Linked DNA regions of Homo sapiens: region 1 is linked to region 2. Evidence: chromatin loops called from intact Hi-C (ENCODE). Cell type or tissue: heart right ventricle. All regions are shown on one strand. Links, peaks and the distances in the headings refer to the core of each region. The heading gives the core; the rest is flanking DNA.

Region 1 (2,927 bases), core at 196-2,695, 120 kb before region 2:
TGTTTATAGACATTGAGTTTTTAAAGATTGAGTTTCTGCAGGTTAAATATAGAGGATATAAATAGTCATGTATATGTATGTTCTTTTTCTTAGCTTTAGATATTTTTAAAAGCTGATGGCCTGAGTATTTATTTATTGTAGTAAATAGGATGTAGTTTGCTGTGCTAAGTCTTATCTTCATAATTCCTGTCTTATTTTTATTTCAGCAAACTAGAAAGTTCTTTATGGTCGTGAAATTTAAGAGATTTTTTGTGGGCGAAGATTTCTGAACGAAGCATGTTCAAGGAAACTTTCTGGGAGACCAGAGGCCATTTGATAACATTTTAAAGAAACTGATCCAGGGATATCAGTTTTGCCACTTTCCTTCAAGTAACAGATACAAGTTCTTACTTAGGCTGTTGTCAAATGTGAAAGTTTTTTCCCCCCACCCCCTTTGCACTGATGTCATTTTTTATTTATCTAGCTAGGAACAAGTTTAGAAGCCTTTAACAATAATTTTAGAAATTATACCTGCTGACTGAGCACTTATGGAACATCAGGGCTAGGCAACTTCCATGTATATCACATTGATTTTTACCAAATAACCTTGAAGGAAAGATATCTTATTACAGATGAGGAAATTGGGGCTCCAAGAGGTAAAATAAGTTATTTGTAGTTGATGGATATCAAGCAGGACAGCTAGCTTTTGAAATAAATATGACAGAAAGTTTTATTATTTGTACTTTTATTTTGTTTTGTTTTTTTTTTTTTTTTGAGACAGGATCTTGCTCTGTCGCCCATGCTGGAGTGCAGTGGTGGGATCATAGCTCACTGCATCCTTTATCTTCCAGGCTTGATCAAGTGATCCTCCCATCTCAGCCTCTCAAGTAACTTGGACTACAGGCACATGCCCACATGCCCGGCTGATTTTTTGTTGTTGTTTTTAGTAAAGATGAGGTCTTGCCATGTTGCCCAGGCTGGTCTCAAACTCCTCAGCGCAAACAATCCTCCTGCCATGGCCTTCCAAAGTGCTGGGATTACAGGCATGGGCCACTGTGCCCAGCCTATTATCTGTATTTTTAATTTAACATAGTTTATTTTTAAAATACATGTTTTCATCAGATACAGGAGTCTCTGCTAAACTGTCTTTATCTGAATAATTCAAGTGCAAGGGAATTATCGTACAATCTATTCTGTGTGTCTTATTACTGATTGTCAAAAAGTTCTTTTTTATTTGAACCAGAAGGGTACTGACTTTTAAATTCCTCCAGTCTCTCCACTCCATCCTCTGGAAGAACACTTAACAAATAGATCTGTGTCTGTTGTTTATCCCAAAAATGAGGACAGTTGTGTCGTTGTTATTATCATTTAGCCTAAATTTTAGTATAAACAGGTCTTAAATAATTTCTTCTTCTGTGACATGATTTCCAGATCCTTTCAGTACTGTGGTCATTATTACAACAACATAACAATAAAAGCTCATATTTACGCATTTATTGAAAAATTTGCTATCACTTCATTATGATGGTTCTCCCATGGGTTGAATTGAACACGGGATTTCTCATTCTACAATGAGAACACAGACACTTCAGTACCTTCTTGACTTAAATAACTGCTTAGACATTCTAGACTCTGTGGTCCTGGACAGTACCCAGAATGAAATCTTTAGGGACATGTTTACCTCGTATGTTTCCTATTCTGTAAAATATCCGCCATCACAATCACTCACACTTCTATGTCCTTTGAACTTCAGAACAACTCCATGAGGTAGGTGGCAGTATTGTTATTAGCAATGTTCAGAAAGGCCACGGATCCCAGCTAGTAGGTAATTAAGCTGGCTTTTAAAACAGTTGTGAAATTTATCAAATATATGGAGACGTGTAAAACATACATATAAATAAATATATTAAAATGAACATCTTAACTTACTACCCAGCTAAAGAAATGAAGCATTACCAAACTTAGAAGGCCCTTGTATGACCTTCCAAAGAGAATATCTTCCTCTCTCCCTCTCAGAGGTAGCCTTATCCTAATTTTTTGTTAGCAATTCCCTTGCATTTTTTTGTTTTGATTTGTTTTATATGTACTTATCCCCAAATTAATTTTGTGTTTGGCTATTTTTGTTCTTTATATAAATTTTAAGCATATGTTTATATTCACATATCTTGCTAGTTTCACTCAGCTTCATATTCATTAGAAGCACCCATGTTGACATCTGTAATTAAGGGTCATTTATTTCCATTTCTGTGGTATTCCATTATATGCAATTTATGTATCCATTTTATAGCTGACATTGTTTGGGCTGTTTCTAATTTTGTTGTTGTTTTGTTTTTTAAGAGACAGGTTCTCGCTCTGTTGCCCAGGCTGGAGTGCAGTGGCACGATCATTGCCCATTGCAGCCTCAAACTCCTGAGCTCAAGCAATCCTCCTGCCTCAGCCTCCCGAGTAGTTGGGACTACATGTACACCACTAAATCTGGCTAATTTTTAAAATTTTATTCTAATGTTTTGATTTTTGTTCATACCTCCGTACATAGTACAGAAGGAATAATTCCCTTAATTGCAGGAATTTTATTATCCTTGGCCTCCTGCCAACTTAATGATGGTAGAACTGTGTGTTGTATGTGTGTCTCCACACACCACTGCCCTAAATAGTGGGGCAGGTGACACTATTCAGCTCAGGTGGAGAATCACTTCTCTAGAGTAGAAGTGCTGGGTGTCAGTGTTCAACATGACTGAATAATGCCAGACTGCTTCCACAGTGGCTGTCATGGGTCACTTGCTTATCTGCATCTCCTTTAATATCTGATATTGTCTGATTTTTAATCCTTTGCCAAATGTGGGGTGTCTGAAATGGTATCAGGCGAGTTTCATTTGCCTCGCTCTGATTACTAATGAAGTTGAAACACCTTTTTGCATGCTTATAGTAAATTTTTGTGGTTTTGTTTT
Region 2 (2,886 bases), core at 387-2,886:
TATTTACAGGAAGTAGGTTTTTTATTTAGAATAGGCATTTATGTCAGTCATTAAGTATGTAATTAATTTTTAAAATGTACTGGGTTAAATTAAAAATCCTAAACTGAGTCTCAAAAACTCTATTGCAGAAAGCAATTATCTGGTGGAAAAGAGTAGTTTAAAACATGAATATGTTAATAGAATGGTGTGTTCAAAGCAAGGGAAGTCATTATTACCCTGTTCAGACCCCATACCATTTTGAGAAGCACTGTTTTTAAAGGAGACATTGACAAATGAGACTGCCAAGTAAGGTTGTCATAGGAAAGTCTGACTTATTCTGTGTATCTTCTATTATTTATGCAATGATTTCTGGAGTCTTCAGCACACAATGCCAGGATACTCAGGTAGATACTTCTCAAAAGGCAAATTCGAATAATTTATTGGCCCAAGTTATCCCCAAATGGAATTAGAGCATTCCTGGGTATTGGGGCTGTCAGGACTCCAAGCCTATGTTACTGCTTATGTTCTAGAGGTGGGTGTCTTCCAGACAGTTAGAAATTCATGTAGACCTCTAAAAACCCATTGAGTGCTATGATTCTCAGAACTAAGCTAATCCTCACCAAGCATATATACAGGGTGAATGGCATGAAACAAGCTTGAGGTGAAATAATTTGCCTAGTGTATCTGACACACATGCAGAAAAATGATTACATGCAACTCTACAATACCACTTTGGAATCTTTGATTTTCTAATATGATAAACAAAATTGGCAATTCAAGAAACTTGCTATCACATTTTCTTGTTATGGAATGAAGAAAAGGGATACTTGTTTTAGTTGGATTATTTAAATATTCTAGAAGCAGAAATTTGCCTGTTAGGTTTGATTTTTAAATAATTTTATTATTATAAAAGGAAAAAGGTTCATCACCCAAAGAAAGGGGAATGCACAATTTGTGGTTAACTAGGTTTGCATGTGAATAAATTTTAAACTATTCCTTCCCTGAAAATTGTCTTTTATTGCTTCTTGAAGTATTCATTTTCCTGGTATATTGTTATGTGTTAAGAAAAAACAGATTTTAATAACAGTTATAAAAGTTACATTTGTATAAGCACAGATAAAAGAATTCATAATATATACACAGCTGTTCAATGGGAGATATCTCTGATTATGAATAATTTTTATTTTCTAAATTTTTAACAGTGACTATATATTTTTTAACAGTGACTTTTGTAATCAGAAACATTTTATTTTAAGCTATTTTTCGTAGGTAGTTGAAGAGTTGTTTTCACCAAGGTAGGGCTGAGTCTTTGCATTGCTGTCTGTCATTTCTGATACCTTGATTGTTCTGTAGGGGGATTTGACGAACCTTGTGCATGGCAGCCACTGTTCCAAATACAGATTAGCAAGGATCCCAGGAACCAACGCGTTTGTTGGCATTGTCAACGAAACCTGCGACTCTCTTGCCTTCTGTGCCTGCAGCATGGTGGACCGACTCTGTCTCAACTGTCACCGGTAAAAATGCAATGGGTCATATTCTGTGTTCACCACACTGTTTAATATTTCAACTGATGTCAGGCATTTTGAAGTGCAAAATAAACAGAAAGTGCTGGTGTGTGTCCTGAAGAAAAGTCACAGTTACAAAGCCACTTAGAGCTGTGCCGTTTGCAGCATCCTTGTCCAAAGAACAATGGATTAAGGCCATTTATGTATTTAACCTTTGGCTGTAACTTCTTTTTTACTATTCTTTTAAACTAGCTCAGAGCTTCATTATTTTGCTTCCCCAGCACATGTACAACTTACAGTTTGCCATTGACCTTCTGCATAGTAACTTTCTTTTTGCTTTTCAGAATGGAACAAAATGAATGTGAATGTCCTTGTGAGTGCCCTCTAGAGGTCAATGAGTGCACTGGCAACCTCACCAATGCAGAGAACCGGTAAAATAATTAATAATAATAATAATAATAATAATAATAATAATAATAATAATAATACATATGTAATACTGTGAGTCTCTTATAGATTTGTTTTGAGTTAGGGCGTATAAAGATGATTCATTCTAATGATAGAACTAACTGTTCAGTGAGCCAGAATTCAAGCTCCGTAGTGCCATAAAATGATGCCTGTTTCAAGGTTTAAATTTAACTGCTGTAAAAGTATTAAGAGTGTATGTGCTACATACAAAAAAATGTGAGAATGTTTCAAGCATTTACTAAGTGTCTACCATGTGTTGAGTACGTTATGCACATTAAGTCACTTAGTGTTCTAATTAACCCTGTGATAAATATGCAAGTGTTTTTTACACACGTATGATGTGTTCTACAGCATTATTTATATCAGTGACAGATTTTAACACCAGGAAAATAAATTGTAATAAACCCCTTCTCTAGAAATTAAGAGTGTCATGTGTGTTTGTATTGTGTGTGTATAATTGTTTGTTGAGACATGGTCTCACTCTGTTGCTCAGGATGGAGTGCAGTGGCGCGATCATGGCTCACTGCAACCTCTACCTCCAAAGCTCAAGCAATCCTCCCACCTTTCTACCTCCCTCGTAGCTGGGACTGCAGGCATGTGATTCCCAAGCCTGTCTAAATTTTGTTGCTGTAGTAGTACTTTTCGTAGAGATGAGGTTTCATCATGTTGCCTAGGTTATTTGTATTACTTCTACTGTATATAAAGATAAGTAAATTGAAGCTCAGAGTTGTTAAGTGATTGATACAAGGTTACACACTAAGTGGCAAAGCCAGGATTCAAACCCAAATCTGTCTGACTGCTGTTAAGGACCAGGAGCATGAGTTTGGAATGTGGGCGGTGGTCGTCTTAACCTCCAGACTTACCTCCTGCACAGAAACCCCAGCTGCGAGGTCCACCAGGAGCCGGTGACATACACAGCTATTGACCCTGGCCT

What was found. Hi-C counts contacts between places; a loop is a spot of excess contacts. Peaks named below come from ENCODE experiments on the same cell type or tissue, not always from the same donor. Only the 100,000 strongest peaks of a DNase experiment are listed, where the experiment ranks them.
Region 1: it touches region 2 in a loop (2.3-fold over the local background); 7 of 110 quality-filtered maps call a loop at or near these places.

Annotation. Positions count from the first base shown.
Region 1 is chr1:64,551,735-64,554,661 of GRCh38, forward strand. The region is part of intron 2 of CACHD1 (cache domain containing 1); the gene reads left to right. LOC124904195 (a long non-coding RNA gene) reads left to right here and starts at 1,020. Exons shown (of 2, transcript XR_007066150.1): 1 at 1,020-2,927. In heart right ventricle, for the core only: a CTCF peak has its summit at 1,741; no DNase peak of the experiment used is centred there.
Region 2 is chr1:64,674,069-64,676,954 of GRCh38, forward strand. It overlaps CACHD1 (cache domain containing 1), which reads left to right. Exons shown (of 27, transcript NM_020925.4): 20 at 1,333-1,493; 21 at 1,829-1,915; 22 at 2,827-2,886. Among named protein-coding and RNA genes, the nearest start is that of RAVER2, 70 kb to the right of the region's middle. In heart right ventricle, for the core only: CTCF peaks have their summits at 1,881 (motif pointing left) and 2,088; no DNase peak of the experiment used is centred there.